2 separate regions of the Mus musculus genome follow, and region 2 is linked to region 1. The links are chromatin loops, found by intact Hi-C in ENCODE. Cell type or tissue: left cerebral cortex. All regions are shown on one strand. Each heading gives the region's core, and the rest is flanking DNA. Links, peaks and the distances in the headings are about the cores only.

Region 1 (15,508 bases), core at 5,046-13,045:
CTCGCGGCTCCAGGGGCAACGGAGGATGGCGGCCGCTGAAGCGAGACCGGAGTCGGCCGCTGGAGTTGGCAGGACTAGACGGGGGAGGGGGGAGGCCTTGGGTGGGCTCCTCTCGGCTTCTTTTAAATCCTGTCTTTCTTAGTCGGTCGCCCTCGGTCCAGCCTGAGCAGAGACCCTTCCAGCTGCCGCTGAGCGCGCGTGGGATTCAGTAGGTTTCCTGGTTCCTCCCCCCGCAACGCCCCCCAGTCCGGGTGATTTACACCCCGGCTCCGCTCAGCGGCCGCTTCCCAATCAGGAATATCGACCCCGGGCGGGGCCCTCGGGCCGCATCGATCCCTCTAAGGCTCGGGATTTAAAAATGTCAAATTTGCCTTTTCCAAGCCGGTGGAGGGGGCGGGGGCCAGGAGGAGGGCCGTTTGCAGGGGAGGGTGGACAGCAGGGCATCGACCAGGCGCCTGTGCCCGGAATGAAAAGCGACGGCGGGCGTGCCCTGGCATGGCCTGGTCATTCTTGTGTTCTCATTTGTGGCAACAAGGAAGCTCTACCTCTGCTGCCTGGATTCCACAGCACATCACTATTACACTGGGTCATTCCCAGAGGCAGGAACCCAAAGAGGAGCAAAGACCACCCCAAATTTGACGAGACAAAATTGAAAGAGGTTAAAACATAGGGGAAAGAGACAAAACTAGAGTGGCCCCAAGAACAATGTAGACCTGGGAATAGCAAGGCAAACAGAAGCTGCCTTAGAGGTGCCCTATAAAGCAATGTTCCAGAGACCCAGAATCCCCTGCTCTCTATATAAAGTGCAGGAGGTCCAGCCCTGGTCAGGCCAGTCTCAACTTCTTAGTGGTTTGAGAATGAATGGAAGAGTGGAGACAGAGCTAGGCGAAAAAGAGATGACTATAATGTAATTTATAAGTAGTATTGTCTTCCCAAGCTGTGGACTAGTAATTAGCTAGGCCCAAGCAAGAGTCCAAAGATTTGGGTCTTCAGCAACTACTACTTCTCTGGGCCCTAAGAGATGGATTCGCTTAGAAATCAAAAGATCTGGGTGTTGGGGTCTGCAGCCCAGGTCATGCTTTAATGCCAGCACTGGGAAAGCAGAGGCGGGTGGATCTCTGAGTTTGAGGCCAACCTAGTCTGCAGAGTGAATTCCAGGACAGCCAAGGATATACAGAGAAACCCGGTCTCCAGCAACAACAACTACAACAACAACAGAGAAAGAAGAAGAAAGGAAGATAGAGAAAAGAATCTGGTCTTTCTGGCTTGAGCATCACACAGGTGTTTGCTCAGTCTCACTCCTTTCTCGGAGATCACCACCAGCCAGGGGAGACCAGCTGGATTGGAGATCCCGCACTGGTACTGGAGATTGCATATGCTGTCCATGTAGGTCATGAAGAACTCTTGCAATAGTCACATCTGCAAGACTAAGCAATTAGATACCTAAACTTGGGCGAGGGGAGGAGTGTCCACTGCTTCCAGTGTTTGGGTTAGGGCTGGGAGGGATCAGTTGTCACAGCACTCTCACAGTTAACACCCCACACATCCGCAGGAGCATACCTCAGCTGTCACCCTGCACGCTGCTGCCATTTCCCCAGAACTGCAGAGCTGACAGCAAGTTGGGGGGGGGGGGCATATATCGGGATGGGTGTGGTGGCTCATCCTCCAAGGATAAAATCAGTGGGACACATCACCGACACTGACACGCATAGTCACTGATGCCTTTGCAACCATCCACTCTGTCCATGGTCGCCACGCACACGCCATTGTCTGGGCGAGCAATCACGCACAATTCTTCTGAGGTCAGGCACCAAAGCGCCTAGTTTTAAAACCTAGCTACATCCTGTCTCGGTATCTGACCTTAAATCACCTAATCCAAGGACAGAGTTTGTCTCCACCTCTGACTCCCTCATTCTTTAATTAAGGAGCCGGCCAACAACCAGGAGTCCAAGTTCAAGGTAGTCAAGGCCGGGGGTCGAAGTGAAAAGCCAGGAATAGAGGGAGCGATGGGACTGTTAAACGCTCCCTTGCTCCCGCTTCTGTCACTGGCCTCCTTCCCAGCACGTCCACTCGCCGCCCACCCGGCCCCCGTCCGCCTGTCAGTAGAGTAATGAATGCGCGCTCGGGGCCCTGGGCCCCCCCTGAGTCGTTCATCACTGCCAGCACCGCCCACTTCTGCCTCCCGCCGGGAGGGCTCCACAGCAGCAAGGGCCCTGCTCCCCCTACCCTACCCCAACCCCGGACCACTAATTGTCAGATTGAGATGTTGATTTGTCAGCTGGGAACCAGAGCCAAAGAATCCACAGTAAAACCTGGACTCCTTGAACTTCCTCTTGGCTCCACTTGGGCTCGCCCGGATTTGGAGCATTTCTTGATTTGATGTGGATGGTTTGGATTTTACTCAGGAGAGGGGGGGATAAGAAGCGCAGTGTCGCTGGAGAGATGGCTCAGCGGTTAAGAGCACTGATTGTTCTTCCAGAGGTCCTGAGTTCAAATCCCAGCAACCACATGGTGGCTCACAACCACCCATAATGAGACCTGAAGACAGCTACAATGTACTTACATATAATAAATAAATAAATAAAATCTTTTGGGCTGGAGAGATGGCTCAGCGGTTAAGAGCACTGACAGCTCTTCCAAAGGTCTGGAGTTCAAATCTCAGCAACCACATGGTGGCTCACAACCATCCTTAATGACATCTGACAGCCTCTCCTGGTGTGTCTGAAGACAGCTACAGTGTACTTACATATAAATAATAAATAAATCTTTAAAAAAAAAAAAAAAAAAAAAAAAGAAGCGCAGTGTCACTCTAGTCCGATAGGAGGCGCCATTGGCTAGAGGCCTGGCATTTTCTTGAAACGGGGTGGCCTTGGGTTTCCGTAGGCGGGGAACGGAGACCCCCTAAGGTTTAGTCCTCCAGACTCCCACCAGGTGAGACCCAGGAATTTGATCTGCCTCCCTCGGGCAACTACTAAGTCTCTACTCCTCCTCCCACTACCCCGCCCCAGGAAGGCCTCAGGGCGCGGGTATCAAGTTCTCCTTAGAGATTGCCCAAATTCCTTCCTCTTCCTCCGAAAGCCTCGGAGGGTTGCTCTCCGCTCTCCCGCAGGAGCCGCACCTGCAGGAGTCTGCTTCGCCCAGACCTGGGGCGCCTAGGTTGCAGTCCCAGCCCCGCCCTCTCCCAGGTCCGGGAGCTCCCCGGCGGCGGGCTGAGTGACGGGCAGCGGGTGATTATGCGGGAGGGGGAGCGGGGTGCGCCGCGGGCGGCAGCGCTGACCCTTCACATTTCCGATCCGCCGGGACCCTCATCCATCCGAAGCTGCTCTTTGTCTGGCCGCCTAATTGCTGGCGGACAGGATGGATGGCGGGACCGACAGCCGCGGAATCCCTAATAAAGGCCGCGGCCGCGGGGGAGGGAGCTCAGGAAGGAGGGGGAGCGAGTGGGAAGGGATGGAAGGAGATGGCAGGAAGCATTGGGCTGCCGCCGCGGGCTCTGAGGCGAGGCTTGCTGAGCTCACTGAAGCCAGGCTTGGCCCAGGGTGTAGGGCAAGAAGTGTGAGGTCGACTATTGTCTAAGGGCGGCATGGGGTTGGCTAAGTCTGCTGCTTGTCAAAGAACTAAGAGTCCCGGACAGAAAGAGGATCTTAGGGCCTACCTCACTTAGCTGAGCCCTGGAGACTTGGAGCTTGGCGCTTCCTCCCGGGCTCTCAGCTCTCAACAACCCACACCCCTCCTTCTGCCCCTCATCCGCCTCCTTTCACCTGTCGGTCTCCTGGCGGGCAGCGAGGGATTCGGCATCCCAGTGGAGAAATGAGGGGTCTGACAGCTGTCTGTGCAGTCAATTGCCACATTTCATTAGCCAGAGGCTGGAGAGGGCCAGAGGTGGTGATGGGGGCAAGGGGTGGGGTTGCCAGCTCAAAAGGGGGTGGAGAGGGTGCAGAAGACTAGAAGAGGAACCTCTTTTGGATAAGTGCAAAGCTGCGGAGAGAAGCCAGCTCTCTCAGGCCTAATAAGCATTTTGGAAGCACTCTCTACTCAACCCTCGCTAGGGAGCGAGGAACCCGCTCCCAGGCCAGAAGAGGGTTTGAACCAAAGGCTGTCCAAGAGCTCTAGGCCAAGGGGTCTGACTAGCTGATGAGTGAAAACCTTGGCTTGGTGTCTGCAAGTGCCCTCTGAGCCTTTGATGCAAACATATAGTCGCCAAAAGGAAGAAAAAGGCGCACTTAAGTGCGGCCACCAGCTTTTTGAAGTCAGAGGGAGTGAGTTTCGGGTTTTTCCTTGGAAGGCAGTTAGCAAACCTTCCCCTGACTTCATCCCTCCTTTTCCTGTACCCCCTCTGATATCTGAACCATTCTTTGTAACTAACTTTGGCCTTCTGTTAACTTTGTAACTAATATTGGCCTTTGGCCAATATTTTAACCTTGGTGGGGGTCAAAGTTGACAGCCAGGGCTCAGGTTGGGAAGTTAAAGCCTGGTGCTGTATATGTTAAGACCACTTCTGTCTTCACATGTAGATTGTTGGGTCCCTATAAACAACTGGCTACCTACCCCTCTTCAGTTTCTCTCTCCTTTGCATCGACGCTAGTATCATTGTCCCTTTCCCAAGCCTAACTAGGAATATCTCCTTACAGGGTGGAAACTGGACAAACGACCTCCCAGTTCTGGACCTCAATTTGCACATCTTTTACAGGCGGGGATAAAAGCCACCTCTCAGGGATGCAAAAGAATACGATGAGGACTTGCGTGGCCAAAGCCTTGATGCAAAATAAGCCTTGATTTAAGATAAGCACTTAATGTTATCTCAAGGGGCTGGAGAGATAGCTCAGCAGTTAAGAGCACTGACTGATCAAGTTCAAATCGCAGCAACCACATGGTGGCTCACAACCATCCATACAGCTACAGTGTACTCATATACATAAAATAAATAAATAAATCTTTTTAAAAAATAATGTTGGGCTGGAGAGATGGATCAGTGGTTAAGAGCACTGACTGCTCTTCCAGAGGTCCTGAGTTCAATTCCCAGCAACCACATGGTGGCTCACAACCATCTGCAATGGGATCCGATGCCCTCTTGAGGTGTGTCTGAAGACAGCTACATTAAATAATTAAATAAATAAATAAATCCTTTTTAAAAAATTTATAAAAAATGTTCTCTCCAGTCCTACGCAATGCCCCGTGTTCAAAGATGGACAAAGTCCTTTCTTTTGTACACATGCATCTAATGCCAGGCAACCCAGCTGCTTCTAGCATGTGTGGCCTCTAAAATGGAACTAAATGGAACTGAAAGCCAGAAGGGGAGGGAGAATATAATTCTCTACTGGTCCTGAAGAGGAGGAAAGGAAGGGGATTTTGATGGAACACCAGCCAGGTGCTCTCTCTCTTCCCCTACTCCCTCCCCAGATGAGGAAACTGAGGATTGCACAGTGATGGAAGCCACACTTTCAGTTTTTCCATCCCTTCTGTTGCCGACCTCTTCACCCCTTCTTTTCCCTAGAGGGCATCTGGGTCAGTGACAATAAGTATGAGAGAAAGAACGAAAAGAAAGAACCTTCAAGGAGCCAGGACCTTTCTGCTAGACTTAATAAAAATTTAACACGAAAACTTCTGCAGAGTAGAAGGCACATAACACATGCAAATCATATGCTAATCACATGCTAATTTAAAGTCTGGCCCTTGGAGCTCTGACACACACCTTGACTATATAGCCTTGGGGGAAATTCTGGGGAAACCCTTGGGTTCCCAGAAGGTAAGGATTCCCCTTAGGATCTTGTTACAGAATTTATGTTCCGTTTGTTTGTTTGTTTGTTTGTTTGTTTGTTTTTAGGGTCAGAGAGAAATTGAGTGTATAACCTGAGATTAGGATCATTGTAAATGCAGAGCCCTTGGTAGAGGTTGGCACAGGATTCAGACTGGAGTTTGGTTAGGAGATTGTGGAAGTCATCCCTCCTCACCTGCTTCCCACCAGTCCTGCACCCTGTTTCTGAGTCTTGCTGTGCCCCTGGATGCCTACTTCCCATTCTTAAACTCACCGCCCACCGGAACCTTCTAGCTTGATCCCCAGAGAGGCTCTAGGTGAACTATTCCTGACCCCTCCCCATTTCCCAGCATTCTCTCACAGATTTTGGCCCCGGGAAGACCTCCTGGATTAGCCCTAACTGGATACCTTGGACAAGTGTGACAGCTGCCGGGGAAGCTATGAGGTCCTGGTGAGCTGGCGGCTTCATTCCAGAGCGTGGGGAAAGAGCAACAGAACATGAATAAATTCATAGAGCTGGCCCCTTGGCTCCCTGTGAGCCAAGCCTGCTCCCCCTACACACACACACACACACACACACACACACACACACACACACACACCAAACACAACTGCTGCCTCCTCCTGCAGCCGGGCTGGTCACCGGTCACGCTGCTCACAGCCTGGAGTGGAGACAGCAGAAGGATGCTCTAGAGAAAACCTGGTATCTGAAAGGGGTTAAGGTGAGGGGGTAAAAAAAAGGGGGGGGGTGTTGGGAACTAGGATGAAGAGCTGGACAGAGAGGCCTTCTGCTGAATGGAGAGAGAAGAATGTGGGAAGAGGGAAGAGGGGTGTCAGGACTTGGGGTGGATGAGGCCTGAGGCTCTGCAGGGGAGACTGGTGTGAACCGGGGCCTTGCTCTCTCTGATCCATCCATCATGCAGCCTGGGGGAGCAGATATGGCATTAGACATGCACAGGGCCGACATGGCCCTCAGCCCCCCGAGGAAGACAAATGGTGACAAAGACCTTGAATAAAATTTGTATTTATGGAGGAGGAGCCCTTCCCCCACTGGCTGCCAATCCAATCCCTTCTCTACCAATCCTTACAGGCAGGTTGGGCCCTCGGCCCATCCCCAGCCCCAGCCCCAGCCCCAGCCCCAGCCCCAGCCCCAGCCCAGCCCCAGCCCAGCCCAGCCCCTTCTTTCTCCAGATTGAGAATGAAGAGATGGGGGAATCCAAGGAAGGTGTGCAGGAAATGAGAGATGAAGAAATCACCTTCGACCCGACAACTATGCCCTGGTGGGCATGCCTTGTGCCCTCCACATTCCACACTCTTGGTTGTCCCTGCTCTCAGAGGCCTCTGCTGCTGCCTCCTGCCAGGCCTCCAAAGATCCTAGATCCTTCAGTGTTCACCCTCGCTCTCCCAGCTTCTGACCCTCTATCCCCTGAGAAGAGGCAGCTACTGGCGTTCCCTGTGCATGCTGCCTGCCCAGAGCCAGTATTCCTTCCTGGTCGCTCTGAAAGCAGGCATAGTCACCTTTACAGGCCATAGTCACCTAATACCTAATCCATATTTGAATCTTGTTACTATGCACAGTCAACCAAACATCCATTATCTGGGGCCTGATTTTTCTAGATTTTTCTCTAGTTAATAAACAGTTGGGGAGGCCAAAAGGAGCCCAGACTGGGGCCGATGAAGACTGGTCTGGGGCAAGACAGAGGCTGTACCAGTCTGGGCAGAGCAAGTGAGATTAGCTTTCTGACTTTCTCACCAGGCTCCATGGGCTTCAGTCCTCAGACAGGATAGCTGGCTTCTGTGGGTCCTGGATTTCAGTACTAAGACAGAGACATACAAACACCCTCTTCAAGCAGCCTCACATGGGTACACAAAGACAGCCCACAATCCACAGTCCTACTCACCCAGGGACAGCAAGGCCAGGATCGTATGGCCCATCCCACCACACACCCAGTATCCAGCACTGTCACAAAACACAGACCCATAGCCTACCGCTCCGCTTGCAGAGCTGCCCCGCCCCCGCGTCTTCTTCACAGTTGATATGTCACATTGGAGTCCGAACACGGACCTGGGTGTCTCTCTGCAGCGCGCCATTTACATTTCTCTCTCGATCTGTCAACCTGTCTGGGCTCCCTTCTCTCTCTCTCTGTCTCTGTCTCTCCCTCTCCCGCTCTGGGGCCGTCTGTCAGTCTCTTTTCGAAGCTTTGTCTCTCTGTCTCTGTTTCTGTCTCTGATTTCTCGGCTGTCCGTTTCCTGCTCATTCCCTAGTTTCTCTCTCTCTCTCTCTCTCTCTCTCTCCTTTCATTTCTCTCTGCTGCTTCTGCTGCTATGTGCTATGAGACACCCCCCCCCCCAAATTCATAGAGGCCAGGGTGGGAATGACAGATTTGCCTTTTCCCAGACTGGTCAACAAGTACCGATTGAGCCCTTTGCCATGTTCTGTATTTGGTTGGGGGCACCGAGGGACGTGTGATGGCGAATTGCTATTTATTTCTGTTTTCTGTTTGTTATATATGAGTCCCCCTTGCCCCTTGTTTAGCTCTGCATTCCCCCTCTGAGGTTTTATACGTATATTGTAGCCTGACCCCTGTTTACCCCATCACTGTGTTTATCTTCCTTTAAGCGCTGAGAATACCAAACTCCAGCTACAGGGTGAAAGTGAGGATACATACGGTGAGGGCTGAGAATCGCTGCAGAGCCCTGGGAGCAGGCAGGGAACCTGGAGGCCCGGGGCTCGGCGGAGAGGTGGGGGGAGATGGCGCGGCCTGCCCCGCCCCCGTGCTTCCCGCTCTGGGCGCCAGGGGTCGCTCCGCCTGCGGCCGCTTATAGTGGCTCCTGCCGCGCAGCGACTCACACCACCCGCACTGCTGCCAGGGAGGAAGGTTAGGGACGCAGAGAGGGAGAGCGCTTGCTGGAGAGGGACGCCTGGCTAGGGCTCTGATGAGGGCTGCGGCCACCGCGGCCGTAGGAGGCAGGTAGTGCTTTCCACGAGCTAGAGTGCAAAATCTCTGACGAGGTCGCGTCCAGAGAGAGCCCCCCACCTCACCTCCCGCGCCAGCTCAGAGCCTGGGACGTCGGGAGAGCGGGGAGAGGTCCCCGGTCTAGCCGGGAGAAATCAGCGAGGGGAGCCCGGGACCAGGCACAGCTGTCCGCAAGAAAGCAACTGTCTGGAGAGGTGGCATCTTAGACCTGTGAGAAACCAGCCGTCCAAGAAGCTGCAGGTTTCAGGCGCCCTGAATCATTAGAACTGCACCCGAGGGTAATATCAGACTGTAGGTTCTGAACCCTCAAGGGCTGTCCTTGGCCCAGCTCACGGGGAGATCGCCACCCTGACAGGCGGTTTGGGGAACAGCACTGCTGTCACAGAAGGAATTCGCCGCGGCAAGGTGGTCCGGCACAGCCGTCGGGAGATCCAGACCGGGGCCCGAGCCCGCGGAGAGCCCCGGGCCCCCGCCACCATTGCGCCCAAAAGTGAGGAGGATTTGCTGGCCCTGGCCGCGTCACGGCTGAGCCGCCGCAAGCGGGTGGCGGGCGCAGCCGTCGGGGTGGCCATGGTGCTGCTGCTGCTGGTAGCCATCCCGCTACTGGTGCACAGCTCTCGCGGACCAACACACTATGAGATGCTAGGTCGCTGTCGCATGGTGTGTGACCCCCACGCATCCCGAGGCCAAGGCCCCGACGGCGCGCCCGCCTCGGTGCCTTCCTTACCTCCAGGTGCCAAGGGAGAGGTGGGGCGGCGAGGGAAGGCAGGCCTGCGGGGGCCACCAGGACCCCCAGGTCCCAGAGGGCCCCCTGGAGAGCCAGGCAGGCCAGGACCCCCAGGTCCTCCTGGCCCAGGCCCTGGAGGGGCAGCGCCCCCTGCCGGCTATGTACCCCGAATTGCCTTCTACGCGGGTCTAAGGCGGCCTCACGAGGGTTATGAAGTGTTGCGCTTTGACGACGTGGTGACCAACGTGGGCAACGCTTACGAGGCAGCCAGCGGCAAGTTCACCTGCCCCATGCCAGGAGTCTATTTCTTCGCTTACCATGTGCTCATGCGAGGCGGTGACGGTACCAGCATGTGGGCCGATCTGATGAAGAACGGACAGGTGAGGTTGCCCCTCTACTTAGCCCCAGATCCTGCTAATGACTTCCTAAAACTCCCCGCGCTCAGCTCACAATCCAGCTTCTCCCCTGAAACACTATCAGGGTATCCAAGACTGGCAAGGTTACCAAACTTCTAATGTCACTCAATTTAGTCAAAGAGGAGGAATTGGGGGGGGGGGCGTCTGGAAAAGAAAATCACCTGACAGGACAGTAGGCTGAGGTCAGAGCTAGAACTCAGGACTCAAAGGCCCCAACCTCCACGCTCCAACCTCCGACTGTAGCCTGCCAAATCAAATGTCCGTGGCACCTTCCCCAGCCCATAGCTTCTTCTTTCTTTCTTCCTTGAGCTGCCCTCTCTATTGGGGTGGTCTTCCCAGTCAGTGGGTTTCCTGGCCCTGGCATGGAACAAGCTATTAGAGAACCTGGTTTCAGGGAATGGAATGGGATCTCTTGTTTTGGGTAGTGGCAGTCTCCCCCCAGGGGAAGTCATTCAGCTTGAATTTTCAAAGAGAAGTGAAAGGGGGTGGAGGGGAGAAAACACTAACTGGCCTCTCTACTAGATCTTATTTGTTTATCCCCAGGACCTGGAGCCAAACCTAGACCAAGCTTTCCTCCCAGTTAATACTGATTGTGTAGGCAGATGTGGACAAGGGTCTCTGGCTCCAGGGGCTATATAAGTGGTGGGGTAAACCAGATTGGATTTGGAAAAGCTAGGAGACAATGGACAGGAAGAAGGGAGGCCTGGTCTTTGGGGCCTAAGCCCACCCTGGGAACCTCTCAGATTCCTCTAGGTGTTGCCCCAGTGGGGAGTCAAAAAGCATTGCCACCTAAGATTTGAGGGGATAGCACCCCCAAAGACCCACATATTTGAACAAGCAAGATGCCATAGGGCTGAGTGGAGAGAGCTGCCTGTACTCTGCAGGATGAAGAAGGTTTGGACTGAACAGTGACCTTTGAATGTTCCATGGGAGGGGTGGGGCCCTGGTGCATCAGGCCTACTGCTCAGGATCCCTTAAGCCTTAAGCCTTGAGCCCTGCTAGATTGCTGAAAAGCTCTCGGACCCCAAGAGGACACCGCCCAGCCCACCTTCTGCTTCAGTTTCGGGGTCTGTTCCTAGCAAGCCTTCCCACCGGAGGGTGAGGAAAGGGAGTTGCCAGGCTATGCAAGTCTTTATGGGGTTGATAGTGTTTGCAAGGGAGTGAGTGTCCACAGGATCCAAGTGTCTCTGTGACCGTGGAATGCCAGAGTGTGAGCAGAGCTTGGTGTCTTCCTTCTCGTGGCATCAAGTAGGTAGACTCAGTCTGTGCCAGGAATCAGGGTGGAGTGTGGCGGTTTTAGAGGGGGTGGTGCGGTGCAAGCTCCCATTCTGTATTCCATGGAGCCAACACTGCGGGCCTGGGAATGGTAAATAATGATTAGAATAATGATGAATAATTAATGATTTAATAACCAGTCCCGATGGGATGGAAACTGGGGGAAGGGGCTGGTGGTGTGACTGCTGCAGACCAGAGATCAGAGACCAAAGGCAGTCCCTCACATGGTAGGGGACCAGGTGACACTCCCCAGGGAAGCCCAGGAGGCCAGAGGGAAACAGTTCACTTTCCTACTGGTACAACACAGGTATAGCATAGGTGTAGACACGTTTGCACCTCAGGAAAGCTAATTTAGAAATTCCAAGACAACATAGAATCCTAGAAGTATCCTGAAAGCTTTTCTTTTTTTGGGGGGGGCACAAGAATAGCAATACTATATAACATTTTCTATATACAGAACATGGCTCTGAACTCCACAAGTAATTTACTCATTTAATCTTAACCACCTCGTGAGATAGGTTCCATTATTATTACCCCGTATTGCTCTAGTAGTGGCCCAGAGAAGACAAGTGTGTGCCCAAGACATGCCAGAGAAGCTCTGTGAACTCCTAGCCCAGTGGCTCTTCCTAATGCTGAAACTCTTTTAATACAGTTCTTCATTTTGTAGTGGTCCCCAATCATGAAATTATTTCGTTGCTATTGCATAACTATAATTTTGCTAGTTATGAATCATAATGTAAATATCTGATATGAAGGATATCTGATATATAACTCCCAAAAGGGTCAGTTGAGACCTACAGTTGAGAACCGCTCCCCCAGAACCTAAGCCATCCTTGCTCCAGCAGCCAACCAACTCAACCCCTTTGGTCACTTCAGCTCTGCACAGGGCACAAGAATCAATGGGTCTGGTTTTTTTTTTTTTTTTTTTTTTTCTCTTCCCTCACTAGGTCCGGGCCAGCGCCATTGCTCAGGATGCGGATCAGAACTACGACTATGCCAGCAACAGCGTCATTCTGCACCTAGACGTGGGTGACGAGGTCTTCATCAAGCTGGACGGTGGGAAGGTGCACGGCGGGAACACCAATAAGTACAGCACCTTCTCAGGATTCATCATCTACCCGGACTGAGCCCAGCACCTTACTCTCATGTTCGTTCGCCCGCCCCCTCGACCCCTCGCTCTAATCCGCACCCACCTCCTGCTAGCCCTGCCCAAGGCCCCATCCTTCAGAGCCCGCAGTCTCTCCCGCTCCCCAGGCCACCTAGGCGGGGGCGATTGGATTCTTGGGGCTCAAGGGTTTTAAGTGGCTGGGGGAGTCAAGAGTTGGGAAGGCCAAGATGAAGACAGCCGCTTAGGGAGGGACTACCTTGGGATCCAATGAAACCGGCCAGAGAGAGAGAGAGAGAGAGGAAATTCGAGCGTGGCCCTCCCTTCTGCCTGGAACTGGGGGAAGCTTCACTAACGGAGATCAAAGTCTCACCTCTCACCGGGGTAAAAAGGGGCCGTCCTAACAGCTTGGGAGGGAAAGGGCAGAAGAGAAGGAACCTGTCTAGGTGAGAGGGGGACTCTGGCACAGGTTAGATACAGACCTCAGCAGCCACTCTTTCCCTTCCCCTCCCCCATCTCCATTTTTCAGGCTCCAACCACCAGCGGCCTTCCTGTGAACTGGAGGAGCCAAGGACTTCCTTCCTAGCATTAAGAACCCATTTTGTACAGTCCCCATTCCACCCCTCTCCAGGCTAGGTCCTGGAGCTACAGATCATGTCACTTCTCTCAATAAAGTGAGGTTGGAGATTGTGTGTGTCTGCCTACCTTGGTACAGAGGTGGAGGGAAGGCAGGGGAGTGGCTGGCCCTTTGCCTGACGCCCTGAAAGGCCTCTCACTCTGCTTGTCGATCTCAGCAGGGCGATCTATCTCTGATCTATGCAGTTAAGCCTGGCCAGGCTTGCCTCTCCAGAAAAGGAGCACCACAAGGGAGGACAGCAGAGGAAGGACTCCCTTCAGGGCTCCTGCTGCCCTTGCAGGTGGAGTGTGGAAGACCCTGCATAGGAAAAGAATCCCAGCCACTTTCCCCCCCCTCCCTTAGTGTTGGTTTATTTGTGGTTTTTCTCCTTTTGAGACGGGTTACAGCTTTTTGCCCAGGGTTGCCTCCAGCTCTTGGGTTCAAGAGATTCTCCTGGCTCAGCCTCCAGTAGCTTAGCCACAGGTGCCCAACTGAGAGGTCTAACAGCGGTGTTCTAGATGAGGGAATACCTGGTGGGTCCCCTGGAGTGGGAGCGATCTCAGAGGGAACAGGTTCCGTAATTTCCCCCTAACCCACGCACGAATTTCCAAGAAGGTAGGCTGAACAGCCACTTTCTGGTTGGACAACTGCTGAAGAGGAAGCCCACGGTCCTGAGTGCTTAATCTCCTCTAAATTGGAGCACACTGCCACCAAGTGGGCCACCGGAGACCAACAGCACTGGCTGCCCCATTCAAACACAATTTATAGAAACTTTATTAAAGGATAAAGGGGCGTTGGCTCCCAGTCCAATGGGCAGGCCAACAATAAATAAGGCTAAAGGAAGAGGTGAGTGCAGCAGAGGAGAAGCCCAGTAAAGACCGGAGTCATGATGGAGAGTCCTGTGGGACCACAGGGCCAATTGGAACGAAACGCTGGAGAAAGAGAGAGAGAAAAAAGAGGGCTTGTCATGTTCCATCACTTCTCCGTAGAGGAAGCAAGGTCAACCTGCTGCTGTCCCATAGGCTGTCGGCATGCTGGCTGTATACTGAAGGCTCACCAGGGCATCTTGCCATTCAAGCGTTGTGACCACGGGGTTGGTGAAGACCCGGGTGGGCCCGGGAGGTGGGGCTCGGCTGGTGTAGAAGGCGCATTCATCATCCAGGTGAGCCTCCTGGAAGCTATGGATGGTGTCGAGACACGCCCTGAGGCGCTGCCTCAGAGCCAGGGTCCGAGGGGCCAAGCTGCTGGGGCCTGAAGGCCATGGAGAATTCAGAGGGGGCCTCTGGAGTTATATTTCTTCCGGGTGCCGCCCCACCCCTTCCCTACCCCTCCTCCTCCCCCATGAGTGCAGCCACTTAGAAAGACAGGACAAGGCACGGACCTGGTGCAAGGCAGGGCTCACTCCTAGAAAGACAGAGCCTTTTCTTCATGTCCTTTGCCAGCCAATTCCTTACCTGAATAGCCTGTTGGGTAGAGTGAGTGAATAGAGGGGCTGGCACAGACTGGGCTTTGGGACGAGAAGGTCAAGCTGGCTGTTGCTGGAGGCCCCTGATTGCAACAGGGCTGCGTGCTGGACTCTGGGGTTCCAGCTTCCAGAGCGCAGGCTGCCGATGCTCCCGGCTCTGTCCTAGGGCAGGCCATGGGGGGCTCAGCCTGTCCCCGACAGCTAGGCAGAGGGGGTCCGGACAGTGCTGGAAGGCACGGCTCCGGCAGCTCTGGCTCAGCTCTGTGTGGCACTGGGGGCTTTAGTTCTGTGGTAGAACAGGGCTGAGCCGCCTTAGTCTCCTCAGGGTAGGCCTGTGGCTCCTCACACTCTTCCGAAAGGAGGGGCTCTGTCGCACCAGAGTGTTGTGACAGTCCAACAAGGGCAGCTCCAGAATTGTGTTCTGAAGCTGTCAGAGTTCTAGAAATTTCAGCCGTCGGGAGCTTTAGTTCAGTCATATCGAAAGCAGAGCCTCCATTCAGAGGGGCACCATCGCCCATGGCCAGCCCCTCTACCTCCTGCTGCAAGAGCTGTTGCAAAATATTGATGCGCTGTGGTGGGAGAGAGTATCCCAGCGTGTCACCGTGTGTTCCCAAGCTCCCCACCCCCACCCGCAATGTCATCCCCTACCCTTCCTTCCAGCTCCCCTTCCCCCAAGCCTTCTCATGGAAAAGAAGCCATGAGAGCTGCTGCCCCTACAGGCCCACCTGTATCCTTAGCTCCTGGTGGCTGGGGGTTCTCTTGGGGCGAGGCCCGGAAGTGCTTGCCACCGATGGTTTCCTGGGTTCCTTCTGCAAGGTGATGCGACTCTCCTGGTCAAACAACTTCATAGCAATCTGCCTCTGCCACAGAAGGAAAGGGGGCGGGTGAGGAAGCCACATGAAGGTAGAGAGCACTCTTTCCTCCCCCTCTTGGAATGGGTCAAAGCTGGTGGTTCTTTTTAAAACCAGGTATGGTGGTGCAGGCCTACATACAGCAGAGCCGATATTAGCTCCCAAGACGCTAAGGCAGGAGAATCAACAGTTTGAGGTTCAGGCTGTTGTGATGTTCATAACACATAAACACAGAAGGATAAAAAAAAATTTTTTTTTCAAGACAGGGTTTCTCTCTCTGTGTAGCCCTGGCTGTCCTGGAACTCACTCTGTAGACCAGG
Region 2 (15,508 bases), core at 4,768-12,767, 87 kb after region 1:
TCCACCACGAGGATCTTAAGACTCAAGCAGGCTCCATAGCAAGTAAGCACCTTTACCCCCAGCAGCCATCTCTCCGACAGAGATCTGCCTGCCTCTGCCAAGTGCTGGGACTAAAGACATTTGCTAGCAAACTCTTTTTTCACTTCTATTTATTTTTAAAGATTTATTTATTATTATGTATAAGTACACTGTAGCTGTCTTCAGACACACCAGAAGAAGGTGGTGTCAGCTCTCATTACAGATGGTTGTGAGTCACCATGTGATTGCTGGGATTTGAACTCAGGACCTTCGGAAGAGCAGTCAGTGCTCTTAACCACTGAGCCATCTCTCTCTAGCCCTTAACTTTTTTTTTTATTCATATGAGTACACTGTAGCTGTCTTCAGACACACCAGAAGGGGGCACCAGATCCCATTACAGATGCTTGTGAGCCACCATGTGGTTGCTGGGAATTGAACTCAAGACCTCTTGAAGAGCAGTCAGTGCTCTTAACTACTGAGCCATCTCTCCAGCCCTTAACTTTTTATTTTGAAACAGGTTCTCAACAAGCTGTCCTGACTGAATATACACTTACTGATAACCCAGGTAGGCCTTGAACGTGTGAACCTCTTGCCTCAGCAGCCCAAGTAGGTAGGATTACACGGAACATCTGGCTCAGGGATCTGTGATATTGTTTGTTTGTTTGATGGATGACTGATCTATGCAGCTCAGTTCCTGAACTCCTGCCTCAAGTGATCTTTCCACCAAAATCGCTTATCTCTGGGATCTTAACACTTCAATCTAAGGCTGGAGAGATGGCTCAGCGGTTAAGAGCACTGACTGCTCTTCCAGAGGTCCTGAGTGCAATTCCCAGCAACCACATGGTGGCTCACAAACATCTGTAATGGGGTCTGGTGCCCTCCTCTGGTGTGTCTGAAGATAGCTACAGTGTACTCACATACATAAAATAAATAAATCTTACAAAAACAAAACATCAATCTTCTTTATACTTTTCAGAGAATAGTCACAAACTCTCAAAGCCCTATTATAGAACAAGCTGAAGGTCGAGGGAAAGGTCATCTCTAAAGAATTTTCCCTTGCTTGTTGCCAAGCACAAATATCTGAATTCTGAGTTCAGTTGCTGAGCCTTTTATAGGAAGCTCTGAAGAGTGTTGCAGAGAAGGGTTTAGGTATCAGGAAGAGAGTGGTAGGCAGCTCCTGTGGGTGTGGCTTGTTCTAGTCATAAAGTCTTTCAAGTCAGCAAATCAGAGAAGTCCAGAAAAGCAGAGAGGAAAAAACATCCTGGTTACGGCTTCTCTGTGGCCACAGCTGGGGCTGAGAGAGGGTGAGGTGTCAAGAGCCCTGAAGAGCCCTGAAGAGCCCTGCTTCGCTTCTGCAGCTGTGCTCCAACAGAGGCTCCGGAGGCGCGACAGAAGAGAAGCTCAGTTCTACTCAAGGTCAACAAACTGCTTGCTTCAACTCAAGACTTCTATACGAAGCCGGGCGTGGTGGCGCACTACTTTAATCCCAGCACTCGGGAGGCAGAGGCAGAGGCAGGCAGATTTCTGAGTTCGAGGCCAGCCTGGTCTACAAAGTGAGTTCCAAGACAGCCAGGACTACAGCCCTGTCTCGAAAAAACAAAAAACAAAACAAAACAACAACAACAAAAAACCCATTTATACGGAGTTAATACGAGGGAAACATAAAAGAAAGACATTAGCTATCTCCTTTAGGGTTCACAATTTGAAATGCAAAACTAGTTTCCTCAGAATAAAACATACACTGGCACACGTGTGCACATGTACACACACACACACACACACACACACACACACACACACATACATTTGTTTGTTTTCAGACAGGGTTTCATGGAGCCAATTCTGGCGGTTACTATGTAGCCCAAAATGACTTTAAACTTTTGATCTTCCTGACTCTACCTCACAAGTTTTGGGATTGCAGGTGTCAACTGCATTCAGTGCTTTGTTTTCTTTTGTTTGTTTGTGTTTTGGTTAGATAAAGTCTCTGTCGTCCAGACTGACTTAGAATACGCTATGTCATCTAGTATGACCTCAAAGTTGTGGCAATTCTCCTGCCTCAGCTTCCTTTTTTAAAAATATTATTTATTTATTTTTATTTACACGAGTACACTGTAGCTGTCTTCAGACACACACCAGAAAAGTGCATCAGATCTCATTATGGGTGGCTGTGAGACACCATGTGGTTGTTGGGAATTGAACTCAGGACCTCTGGAAGATCAGCCAATGCTCTTAACTGTTGAGCCATCTCTCCAGCCCCCTGCCTCAGCTTCCTAAGTGATAGAATTATAGGCATGAGTCACTGTGCCTGGCTTCTTTTTTAATTTCAATTTAATTTTATTATTACAGAGTCTCACTATGTATCCCTGGCTGGACTAGAACTTGCTATGAAGACCAGGCTGACCTGGTCTTCAGAATCATCTGCCTGCTTCTGCCTCCCGAGTGCTGGGATTAAAGGCCCATGCTGCTACCCCACCCACTTTTATATTTTATATATGTGAGTACACTGTAGCTATCTTCAGATACACACCAGAAGAGGGCATTGGATCCCATTGCAGATGGTTGTGAGCCACCATGTGGTTGCTGGGAATTGAACTCAGGACCTCTGGAAGAGCAGTCAGTGCTCTTGACAGCTGGGCCATCTCTCCAACCCCCCACCCTCAATTTTATTTTTAAAGACTTATTTTTAGGAGCTGGGGAGTTGGCTCAACAGTTGTTAGCACTTACTGCTCTTTCATAGTACCTGAATGCAGTTCCCAGCAACCCTGTTAGGTAGCAGATACCCTTGTGCTCTTCCAGTTTCAGGCAGATCTGCCTCTGGCCTCCAAGAGCACCTGTACCCACACAATATACATAATTAAGCTGGGCATGGTGGCACACGCCTTTAATCCCAGCACTTGGGAGGCAGAGGCAGGCGGATTTCTGAGTTTGAGGCCAGCCTGGTCTACAGAGCGTATCCCAGGACAGCCAGGGCTGCACAGAGAAGCCCTGCTTGAAAAAAGGAACCAGGGGCTGGTGAGATGGCTCAGTGGGTAAAAGCACCCGACTGCTCTTCCGAAGGTCCAGAGTTCAAATCCCAGCAACCACCCGCAACAAGATCTGACTCCCTCTTCTGGAGTGTCTGAAGACAGCTACAGTGTACTTACATATATTAATAAAATAAATCTTAAAAAAAAAAGAAAAAAGGAACCAAAAGTAAAGGAAAAGGTAAACTCACAGCAAGAAAACTGTCGACATCAGCAGCTTTCCTGAGGACAAGAATAGAGCTGGCGTGGGGGCATCCATCTTTAATCCCAGAACTGAAGCGACAGAGGCAGGGGCAACTCTGTGAGGTCAAGGCCAGTCTGGTCCATGGGTGAACAACAGCAACAACAAAGTACACAAATAGGAAAACAGAACAGAGCAATGAGAGGAGGAGATCAAGCCAGCAAGGAGGTCAGCAGACATGGCGGGCAAGTGGTCACACGGTCAAGGAGGGAGGGAGGAAAGGAGGCCAAAGTAGCAGAAAAGTATACTTGGGGTCAAGCCAGCTTCCAGAAAAAAAAGAGACAGGGAAAAAAAAAAAAAAGAAAGAAAGGAAGGAAGGAAGGAAGGAAAACGAAAATTTTTGCTTTATTTATTTATTTATTTATTTTTGTAGGAATCATCTTTTATTGGGGGAGGGTTCATCAATTCTTTTTTTTTTAATTTATTTATTATATGTAAGTATACTGTAGCTGTCTTAGACACTCCAGAAGAGGCATCCAATTTCGTTACGGATGGTTGTGAGCCACCATATGGTTGCTGGGATTTGAACTCAGGACCTTTGGAAGAGCAGTCGGTGCTCTTAACCCCTGAGCCATCTCACCAGCCCCGGGTTCATCAATTCTTGACTGCCGCCTTCCTCATGGCTGCCAGCCCGTTGCTCAGCTCCTCCCGCTTTCTCTTGGCGCGGATGTGCGTGCCCACCCTCTTCTTAATGAACTTGAGTGCGCGCTTGTCCTTGGACACTTTGAGCAACTCCATGGCTCGCGGCTCGTAGGGCGCGAAGCCGCACACCTCCCGGATCATGTCCCGCATCGACTTGGTGTGCTTGGTGAGGCGCCCCCGGTGCCAGCTGTGTCTCGGCTTGCTGACGTTTTTTGTCACCTTGTGGCCCTTGTTGAGGCCCACAGCCATGGGGTAACGCAGAGCCATGGCTGCTGCTCTCCAATTTTGCATTTCTACCTCAGGCCTCAAAGACCAGGAGACCCAGGTGAACCTCCTGGTGGCTTGTGCAGCTTAATTCCATCACTTTTCAATCGCATAGCATTTAAATTACATATTCTTTATTTTCTGGTTTTTCTTTTTTGTTTTTTTTTGGGGGGGTTGGGTTTTTTTGTTTTTGTTTTTTGTTTTTTGTTTTGTTTTGTTTTGTTTTTTGAGACAGAGTTTCTCTGTATAGCCCTGGCTGTCCTGGAACTCACTCTGTAGATCAGGCTGGCCTCAAACTCAGAAATCTGCCTGCCTCTGCCTCCCAAGTGCTGGGATTAAAGGCATGCGCCACCACGCCCCGGCTATTTTCTGATTTTTCAAGACACAGTTTCTCTGTGTAGCCCTGACTGTCCTAATTCACTCTGTAGACCACCCTGGCCATGAACTCAAGAGATCCTCCTGCCTCTGCCTCCCGAGTCCTGAGGTTAAAGGCTTGCACCAATACCATCTGGCCCTAAGCATTATTTAATTAAGTGTGTCTGTGTGAATATATCCTCTGGAATGTAGGTGCCAGCTGAAGCCGGAAAGGGGCTACCTATCCCCTCAGAGAAGAAGTTATGGTGGTTTTGAGCCATCACCAAAAGTGGGTACTTGGAACTTTGGAAGAACTGTGAGACCCTTAACCACAAGCACACAACCACAAAGCCATCTCTTCTGCCCTGTGTTTAGTTTTCTACTGCCACATGTGGTGGCTCGGGAGTCTGAGCCCTCGCTCTGGAGTAGTGTTCTGAGTTTGAAGCTAGCCTGAGCTATCAAGTAAGTTCTAGACCTGTCTGAGTTGAGAATGAGTCTATCTCAAAACACAAACCAACAAAAAGATTAAAAAACAAACAAACAAACAAAAACAGGCTCACAGTCCAGTTTCCTGACGGTTCACCCATTACTACATTCATTGCTACATTCCCCACTCCATTTTCTTAGCTGTGAGCATCTTCCCTGAGTCCCTCAGGAGAGAGCTAATGTTGCTAACAGTAGAGCTGGTCAATTTCACCCACCTGGGCTTGGGGACTTGGCAAAGAAAACCATGGGAAGCATTGACTGACACAGACCCGGAGGCACTCAGGATCAGCCATGTTCCAGTAGGCAACACCATTGATAAACGTAGGGAGAGGCGTTATGCACACTCTGCGCAGGTGCCAAGGCTCCAGACCTTCTAACCCCGCCCCACTTACAGAGGGTGCTGATTGGCTCAAACGTTCAAAATAACTCCATGGAGGTAGGTGAATGTAAGAAGGCACGGCAGCAGCGAAGGCAGAACACTGGACCACATCGCTTGAGGGAGTAGGGAAGGCGTCATCAACAAGGCCAGGGCTTGGCCTCCATCTTCCAGACGTAAGACAAAGTTTTTACTGTTCATTTCATTTAAACATCCTAGCGTGTCGTCATGGAGACAGATATTCTCAGCTGCCCAGCAAACCAAAGTTCAGAGAGTTCTTGGAGGACCAAGATGGAGGGAAAGGACCTACGAATTGAGATGAACGCCTGGGATAAGATGGGAGGTCATCCCACGGGAACCAGTCTGTCATGCGAGGAGTGGAGCTGTCTTGGCGACCAACTTGCAAGGGAAGCCCAGGAGATTTGTGGTTCAAGCTGACCGATTTCAGAGCTGAGGCCAGAGCTATCAGGTCAGTCCCAGGATCCATATCAGGTTCTTTACATCCTGAAGCCCCTGGTCGCTGCCAAGGCGCAGGAGGACACTGGCCAGGAAGAATGCAGTGAGCGATCAGGAAAGGGTGGGTGATTCTGAGCTATAACATTTTGCTTTTGCATTTTGTTTTGAGGCAAGGTCCTTTTAGGTAGTTCTAGCTGTTCTGGAGTTTGCTATGTAGACCAAGCTGTCCTGGAACTCATAGAGATCTTCCTGCCTCTGACTCCTAAGTGCTGAGATTAAAGGCATGCACCTTTATGACTGACTAGCCATACCATTTTGGCCAAGTAGCTGGAAAGATTGGAGTTGATTAGCCAAACCATTTCATGGTGTTTGAAAAGCAACAAGAAGCCAGCCGTGATGGCGCACACCTTTAGTTCCAGTGAGGCCAGTAAGGGCTACATAGTGAGACCCTGTCTCAAAAACCAAACAAACAGGACTGGAGAGATGGCTCAGTGGTTGAAAGGCTGTCTGCTCTTCCAGAGGACCTTGGTTTGGTCCCCAGCACCCACTTGGTGGCTCGGCTCACAGCTATCTGTAACTCTACTTCCATGGATTCTGATGCCCTCTTCTGGCCTTCATTAGCATTGCACACATAAGTAAAAAAAATTTTTTTAAATAAAGATGAGTTTCTTGATTAAAAACTGTATCCTTGGGACTGGCGAGATGGCTCAGTGGGTAAGAACACTGACTGCTCTTCCGAAGCTAGCATGCCTTTGACATGGCTGCTTAGGAGGCCAGGGCAGATCACAAGTTTTTTTTTTTTTTTTTTTTTTTTAAAGATTTATTTATTTATTTATTATATGTAAGTACATTGTAGCTGTCTTCAGACACTCCAGAAGAGGGGGTCAGATCTTGTTACGGATGGTTGTGAGCCACCATGTGGTTGCTGGGATTTGAACTCTGCACCTTCGGAAGAGCAGTCGGGTGCTCTAACCCACTGAGCCATCTCACCAGCCCCCAGATCACAAGTTTTATTTAATTTAACTTCACTTAAGCATGTGGAGTCCTGAGTTAACTGTGCAGTGTTGTCATGGGAGCATGACCACGGCAAGGATGTCAATGCCTCCCCTGCTTGGGATTGAAGCTGCCTCCTCCAAGGGTCTACATGCCTGGTTCCCAGGCTGCTGGTGGTACAGTTCTCTGCGGGGCCGTGGGTGTGGGGGAAAGAGGGGAATGGGAGAGAGTCCACGACCCGCCAGAGTTCTGGTGTTCTGGGCGGGCGACACGGGAGGACTGCGCACGCTTTTCACGCGGCCCCAGGTGGACATCTGGGCTGTGTGAAGCCACTGAGCCCACACGGTGGGTGGTGGACAAGGGTCAGCCCTAGGTACCAGGTTCTCAGCCTCCGGCATCCCACGCTGGATACGGAGGAGGAGCTGAGAACAGAATAAGGGCCCCGGGGACAGCACTGGGCCCCGGGGATGAGGGGAGGAGAGTGCAGGGGGAGAGGGGGTCCTGGATGGTTCCCATGTGGGTGTGAGTCCTTGGTCAGATCCGTGGCTGGAGCACGGGATGGCCTTCTGGCGGGAGGTTAGACACCGGGCTCCCATCCTTCAAGCACGTGGAGAGAGGGGGAAAGGGAGAGAGAAGTAGGGCTAGAGAGTAAGAAAGGTAAGAGCTTAAGAGAGCTAGGAGGGTCCAAGCAGCCCCTTTTATAGTGGGCTGGGCTATCTTGCTGTTGCCAGGTAACTGTGGGGAGGAACATATCTGGCTATAGACAGGTAACTGTGAGGGTGGAGTCTAGCCAGAATGCCCGAAGCTTGGCACATTGTCTGCAAGACTGATAGTCACAGAATTATGGACAGTCACCTGATTCTGGGAACGTGGCTCGCCTTTCCGTCCCTTGTAGATTTCTCTATTGGGTCACAGGAGCAAGCCCCATTCAACCAAAATAGGCTGCCTATCACAGTCCCACAGTTCTCCCCAGACCCTGCTTCTCCTTCCGTTTGCCTGTGTGTCTTTCTTCATCCCCTTGTTCCCCAAGTCAGGTTCCCCGGACCTTTCTGTGTAGGTCCAAACACTTAAAGACCAGGCCATCTCTTAACTGTAACCCTCAGTAAAATTGAAAAGTAAACTACATTCTGCCGACACACAGCGGCACAGAATAGAGATTATAGTTCCAAGAGGAGGAAGTGGGGCACAGTGAGGGAATCCTAGACCAAAGCAAGGCCGAAACCTGGCCCAGGCAAATCCCAAATCCTGTAGTCCATGTCTGATGTCACTGTTCCACTCCTGTGTGCAGCTCTCCTGGGCAGGTATCCCATGGCTCTGGGATCTCCAAAGCAGGGGCAGGTGGGTGGAGCTTTTTGAGTTCCAGGCCAGCATGGTCTGAGAGCTGGTTTCAAAAATTAAAGGGGGGGGGGGGTAGCGGAGGAGATGGGAGGGGTTGGAGAGGGGAGGTAAAGTGGGGAGGAAGAAGAGGAAGACAAAAGGTCAAAAGATAGCCCCAGGGCAGGCGCTGGCTTCTCAAGAATGCTGAGTCTGCAGTTCTCAACAGCCACGTGTGACTTAGGCAGCTCCCGTAGTTCCCGCTTTGCCGCTGCCTTCTGTCCAGAACAGAGCTGTCACATTCTCAGCAGAGCAGCTGCGACCCCACCAAGATCAGGCCGGCCTCCATTCCCTCATCCAACGACTCTCAGCCCAGGCTGCAGTCACACCCTCCTGGGCACCAGCCCCCGGTGCAGGGGATACTGCGCCAGCGGCTCTGGACTCCTGGGGTATTAGTATGTACAGGAAGTAAAAGATTCATCGTTAAAGCTATGCAGCTTTCAGGAGGCTGGCTCCTACGCGGGGGCGGGTCTTCGGGATTCGGCTGTTTGGGGGTCACCCATGTTCAGATAAACTCACTGACTCATCAGAAGTTCAACTTGGGTGGAATTGGTCCTTGGTGTGCTGGCGCCCTCTGTGGAAAGAACGGGCCTTTGTGTCTCCCGGGCGGGGGTGGGGGGGGGTGGGGGTGGTGGACGGACGACAAGGTATCAGTGGCTCAGAGGGGGATGAAGGAATGTTTTTATTTTGAGACAGGGTTTTATTATATAGCCAGGGCTGGCCTAAGCTGGCTGTGGAGAGAACTCTAGGCAATCCTTTCTCTGCCTTCCAAGCGCTAGGATCACGGGAATGTGCCGCAGTGTCTTGCATGGTTTTTCATTTTCCTCTCCTTTTGAGACAGGGTCCCCTGTAGCTGAGGCTGGCCTTCGCCCAGCTGCCCTCTCTTCCTAAGTCTCCTGTCTCCTCCCACTGCTCCCCTCTGCTTTCATACATGGGATCACAAGGCAGCTTTTCAGGGACACGGGACACGATTATAGGTTGATAAGATAAAACATAGGTCAAGTTGTGTGGAAGCTCTTTCCTGTAAGATTTATTTGGGAGCAGGAGAGATGGCTCAGAGGCTAAGAGCACCAGCTGCTCTTGCAGAGGATATAGAGTACAAATCCCAGCTCCCACACGGTGGCTCACAACCATCCCAACTCCAGTTCCAGGGGATGCAACCCCTCATCAGACAACTGTGGCAACCAGGCAACACATATGGTGTACATACACTCAAACACATAGATAAGTCTTTTTAATAAACGGTTTTAAAGTATTCTCACACAGTAAAAGAATTGTAAGCTTGAGATCCATGCTAATGTTTGCTGCCCCCTACTGGAATCTTTTGGGAGAAAACCCCGAGTCCTGGTTATGCATTCAAATAAAAATAACCCTGCGTGGACAGTTAGCTGATGTTACCTTCTAGTGGACATTTTCCAGAACTCGCCATACTCCGTCTCTCATTTCAGAGATTGGAGGCACGCTTCTGCTCTTCTACGTGGCCTTGGTAACTCCAGGCCCTGGGGGCTCCTCTCAGGCCCCGGTCTCCACAGAGCAACCTGAGGGCACCAGGAAGTGTCTTCTTAGAGGTGTCTTTGGCTCTGACATTCTGAGACACCTGTCGTAACTGCTGAGCCGTCTCTCAGCCCAATATAATCAAATATTTTGTATTCTAAAAGTATAACCTTGGTGGGTTTGAGGTTGGGTTTGTTTGTTTGTTTGTTTGTTTTTTGTTTTTCAAGACAAACTCACTCTGTAGACCAGGCTGGCCCCAAACTCAGAAATTCGTCTGCCTCCCAAGTGCTGGGATTAAAGATGTGCACCACCATGCTGGGCGAGGGTTTTTTTTTTTTTTTTTTTTTTAAGATTTATTTATTGTTATTTATATGAGTACACTGTAGCTGTCTACAGACACACCAGAAGAGGGCATCGGATCCCATTACAGATGGTTGTGAGCCACCATGTGGTTGCTGGGTATTGAACTCAGGACCTCTGGAAGAGCGGTCAGTGCTCTTAACCGCTGAGCCATCTCTCCAGCCCGAAGGGTTATTATTGCTTTTTATACAGTCTCCTATATCCTAGTTGACCTCAAATGATAAATAGATAGATGATAGATAGATAGATAGATAGATAGATAGATAGATAGATAGATAGATAGATGATAGATAGAGGAGGCTGACCTTGAACTACAAATCCTCCTGCCTCCGTAAGTGCTAGAATTGCAGGCATATGCTCCCACATCTGATTTATGTCGTGTTAAGGATCGACCCCCTGGACCTGTTGCCTGCTTGGCAAGCATTCTGTCTGCTGAACTAATGATTCCCATAATTCCCAGCTTTCCTGTTAGCAGTTTTGTTTGCTTGTTTGGTTTTTCAGAAGGCTCTTTTGAAAAATGTGTATGAGTGGGGTGTTGTGTTTTTGTTTTTGTTTTTGTTTTTGTTTTTTCGTGTAAGTTTGTACCACATGCACTTGGTGTCAAAAGAGACCAAGAGAGAGTGTGTCAGATCCCTTGAAACCGGATAGTTACTGATAGTTACGGATAGAAACAGATAGTTACAAGCTGTCATTTGTGCACTTGGAACAGAACTTAAGTCCTCCTTGCTAAGGGCAATAGGTTCTACGAGAACTAGCCGTCTCTCCAAGCTCCCTAGACAAGTTGTTTGTTTTTGTTTCCTTTTCAAAATTGAGTCTCACTAGGTAGCCCTGGCAGACTTGGATCTCTGTAGACCAGCCTGGCCTCGAACTTGGGGATCTGCCCGCCTCTGCCTCTGGGTGTTGGTACTAAAGGCATGCATCACTATTGCCTAGGTTTCCTTGTGAGGATTTTTTAAAAGATTTATTTATTTATTTTATGTATATAAGTACACTGTAGCTGTCTACAGACACACCAGAGGAGGGCATCGGATCCCATTAGAGATGATTGTGAGCCACCATGTGGTTGCTGGGATTTGAACTCAGGACCTCTGGAAGAGCAGTCAGTGCTCTTAACCGCTGAGCCATCTCTCCAGCATCTGAGAATTTTATTTTATTTTATTTAGAAAATTCGTGTCTCAGTTCCTTTTCCTGTGGCTGGGATAAAACAGCAAACAAAGGCAACTTAGCAGAGGAGAAAGGGTTTATTGTTTCCTGTGGTTCGCGGTTCTGTAGAGGGCACGAGGTCCTTGTGTTCACTGAAAAGTACTGGAACAGATACTGTCAGCCTTCCTGAGGCTGCAGCCCTTTAACACAGTCCCTCATGTTGTGATGACCCCCAACCATAAAGCTATTTCATTGCTACTTCATATCGGCAACTTTGCTGCTCGGAATGATAAATGTCTCATATGCACATTATCTGAGATTCGACCCCCACCCCCACCTCCACCCCCACTTGAGAGGCCAGGGAAGGTAAACACTCGGGGAAGAGATGAGATTATAACCTACCTCTTCTCCACCCAGGAGGCTGGGAATGGGTGTGGTTAGTAGCCAGGGTGACCTCTGTCCTATATGGCTGAGAACACACTGGATCTTTCCCAGGCCCTTCAGATGACACTGTAGTCTATCTATAGAACCCGTCTTCAGGGAAGAGGTGACATGTACTTTGGAAAGAGTTTTGATGTCATTGTTCACACAGCTTTTATTGTACACACAGGATTGTGTTACACCGGGAAACTTTTTTCCAGTTTGTACTGTACTTAAATGTGCCTAAAATAAACTTCCCGGTGTCCAGAGTCTTTGAAGTTTGGACCAACCAGACTTTCTTCTTGGCTCACGGAGACAGACACTCTGCCAGCTTGTGTGTGCAGAGACCCCGCACAACCGTCCATCTTATCAGGGAAGTCCAGACATCAGCAGCTTAAAACAGAGGTCCCTTTGCCTCCACAGCCAGGAAAAGCAATGGATACAAGCTGCTGCCCAATCCCCCTCTCCAGTTACACAGTCCAGGATCCACCAGGGAATGAATGGGCCCCGCTGCACACACAATGGATCCGGCCTCAAGGCAACCGAGAGAATCTTCCAGAGGCATACCACCAAGGGTGCCCATCTTTGTTGTCTATCAAGCTGACAATTAGCATTAACATCACAATGAGGATTGTTTATTGGTTTGCTGTGATACAAAGAATGTGTTTTATCAAACCCTCAGAAAGTAAGTTTGGGCTCTTTTCCATTTCTCTTATTTTTCTATTTGAGACAGGGTCACACTCTCTAGACAAGGCTGACCTAGAATTCACTATGTAGCTAAGGATGGCCTTGAACTCTTACACCTCCTGAGTGCTAGGATTGCAACTATGTCACCATCATACTTGGCTTAGGTGGTGCTGGGGCTCAAACTCAGGACTTCCTGCATGTTAGGCGAACACTCTACCCACTGAGCCACACCACGGCCCCCCACCAGAGTCCTTACAAGTTGCCTTCTCTGAGCTGAGCAGCATTTTGGACCCTGTACCTTTTCATTAGGGATTTACACATGCCGTACTAACTACGGTCTCTGTAGACAGGTATGCCTTGAGCTTGAGAACTTCCTACTCCTACTGTAACAGGGCTGCGGGTCTTAGCACAACTGACTCCGTACCATTCAGGCTGTAGAACTCAGCACTTAGACAGCACCACCTGCCAAAACTAAAACAAAGACCTAATCCATCAACGTCCATAGCTCTGGGAAAGTCTCTAAATGTACTAAGCTTGCTTTTTGGCTTCTGTAGTTCTGCTCCTGGCTAATTGTTCTTGTTTACCGAAGGATGTCGATCCAGGACATGGTTTTTGTGCTTAAAAGCTTACCTGAGAAAGGCTTAGTGCTACGGTGGGATTTGAACACCCAGTATAGTCTCTGCCAGCTAATAAAGACTTTCTATTGGCTTACATCCCTGTCTCACCGGTCTTCTCTGGTGGATGCCCCCACGATACTGCCTCAGCCTCCCTAGTAGCTGTGATCAGAAGCCTGTCCCACCAGGCCTGGCTCTTGCCAGCTCCATTCTGGAAAGCAACCACAGATCATCAGCTCCCACCTCTAAGATTTCACGGTTCCTTTCCAACCAGATGGCATTTGGCTTTGCTCTGATCAGCCCCAAACTGGGAGCTTCCTCACAAGGACTGAAATGACGCCTCTGTTTTTACTCCACAATGCAGCATTTTGAAAAGCCTTCTTCTTCAAACCTTTCCTGTAATCAAGAATCATGCCTGGGGCTGAGGAGCTGGGTCAGCGGTTAAGAGCGCTAGACGCTCTTCTAGAGGACCTGGGTTTGACACCCACCACCCACGTGGCGGCTCACAACTGCCTGTAACTCCAGTTCTGCGGGTCCTGACACGTGAATAAATAATTAATAGTTTTTCGAGACAGGGTTTCTCTGTGTAGCCCTGGCTGTCCTGGAACTCACTCTGGAGACCAGGCTGGCCTCGAACTCAGAAATCCGCCTGCCTCTGCCTCCCGAGTGCTGGGATTAAAGCGTGTGCCACCACGCCCGGTAATAAATATGTTTAAAATTCCTCTCCACCTGGAGCCAGAGCTCGGGGATTTGAGACTTCCTGGGCCTGTGAGGTGGATCTAGGTTGGAAGCCCCATTCTACAAAGCAACAAAGGGCACATGGGTAAAGAAAATTAAAAGTACCTCCCATTTTTTAAAATTATTTTTATTATTTTTTATTTACATTATTATTCCAGAAAGTGTACCATGCCCTTGAGTTGGGAACACTATAGCAATATTTAATAATTGTATCTATTCCCATATGTAGAAAGCACTCAGGCAGCCTGCAGTGGAATGCCCCTAAGGGTTCCTGTTCCTTTTATAGCTTCTTGCTATCAGCTGAGACGGCGCCTGTTTTCTGAGGGTCGCTGACTCTCAGGATAACCTTTTCCCCTTGCAGTTTTCCTAGCTGCCTCTCTACCTGCTCCCTCCTTTTCCTCCAAGGACACAAAACCAGTCATTTTCATGGCTGCTATGCATTTATTGTTCCCTATATGATAAGCAGAGTGGAAACTCGATATAGAAGAGCATCCATGGGCTGGAGAGATGACTCAGCGGTTAAAAGCACTGACTGCTCTTCCAAAGGTCCTGAGTTCAAATCCCAGCAACCACATGGTGGCTCACAATCCCCCATAATGAGATCTGATGCCCTCTTCTGGGGTGTCTGAAGACAGCTACAATGTACTTACATATAATAATAAGTAAATCTAAAAGAAAAAAAAAAGAAGAGCATCGGTGCATAATTTATGGTTAGATGTTACCCTAGTGCTAAGGAAAATGAAGCAATGTTACCCCAAGTTTGGGGCTAGCCTGAGCTACACAGAAAGATTGTTTTAAAAGCCAAGCAAACTGACAAAACCCCTCTCTCATCTGCTGACAAGCCATTCAGCCCTTGCTAGAGGGGACATTTATTTCCCACTCTGTGTTCTTGGTGGCTGCTGAATCTTCTCCACGTGTCCCTTGAGAGGGCTAATGCTGCTAGCAGTGGATCCGACAGTCTCACCCTGCAGGGCCTAGTTATTGAAGAAGCAGAGGAAGCTCTTAGAACACACTGACTGAATATGGACGTTACCTGACAGGAACCCGGGATTTTGTAATCAGCTGGGCTCCTGCAGGCCACAAGGTTGAAGTTATTTCATCTCAGGAAAACCATTAAAAGCTCATCCCAGAATATAAAAACTTAGTCTTGTTCAAGGTGACCCTGAAGCGCCGGTGGTCAGAGCTCTGTGTTGTTAATATGTTTCCATTACCAAGGCTTCTGCAGCGGAACCCCGATTTCCCAGGTGGGTGGGCCAGTTTTAATCTGATCTACATTTCTGCTTTCCCCGGGTTTCCCCAAGTGGCTTCTGAATGTGTTGCAACAAAATTGCAAGGATGCTGAGTGAAGTATTTCAACTAAGCAATGTTTACGCGAAAGCCTCTGAATAAATGTGTTTGCAAATGGGCTTAGACCCTTGTGTGGAAAGGGCCTGCCTCTCCTAAATAGAAAAATCTTCAAGTAAATCAGATCTTACCCAAGAGTTTGAAAAACTGGAGGCAGGGCTTAATGAAGAGTTCCTAACCAGTACCCCGGAGCTCTTGACTCTAGCTGCATATGTATCAAAAGATGGCCTAGTCAGCCATCACTGGAAAGAGAGGCCCATTGGACATGCAAACTGTATATGCCCCAGTACAGGGGAACACCAGGGCCAAAAAGGGGGAGTGGGTGGGTGGGGGATTGGGGGGGTTGGTATGGGGGACTTTTGGGATAGCATTGGAAATGTAAATGAGGAAAATACCTAATAAAAAAGAGAGAGAGAGAAAAAAAGAGTTCCAAACCCCACCCAGGCTACCGCAGACCACCTTCAAGCTCCCAGCTCAATTT

Evidence for each region. A loop is a pair of places that touch in the nucleus more often than their neighbours do. Peaks named below come from ENCODE experiments on the same cell type or tissue, not always from the same donor. Only the 100,000 strongest peaks of a DNase experiment are listed, where the experiment ranks them.
Region 2: it touches region 1 in a loop (2.1-fold over the local background); 3 of 42 quality-filtered maps call a loop at or near these places.

What each region holds. Positions count from the first base shown.
Region 1 is chr15:99,081,524-99,097,031 of GRCm38, reverse strand. C1ql4 (complement component 1, q subcomponent-like 4) reads left to right here and starts at 9,304. Exons shown (of 2, transcript NM_001024702.1): 1 at 9,304-9,840; 2 at 12,099-12,278. The coding sequence starts at 9,304. The coding sequence ends at 12,278. Troap (trophinin associated protein) reads right to left here. Exons shown (of 14, transcript NM_030159.1): 11 at 15,063-15,197; 12 at 14,327-14,906; 13 at 13,930-14,123; 14 at 13,623-13,804. The coding sequence ends at 13,757. In left cerebral cortex, for the core only: CTCF peaks have their summits at 8,546 and 9,619 (motif pointing left); a DNase peak (open chromatin) is centred at 8,555; H3K4me3 peaks cover 336 bases.
Region 2 is chr15:98,994,739-99,010,246 of GRCm38, reverse strand. It overlaps the pseudogene Gm8973. Among named protein-coding and RNA genes, the nearest start is that of 4930578M01Rik, 17 kb to the right of the region's middle. In left cerebral cortex, for the core only: CTCF peaks have their summits at 6,466 (motif pointing left), 8,803 and 9,549 (motif pointing left); DNase peaks (open chromatin) are centred at 8,429 and 9,531.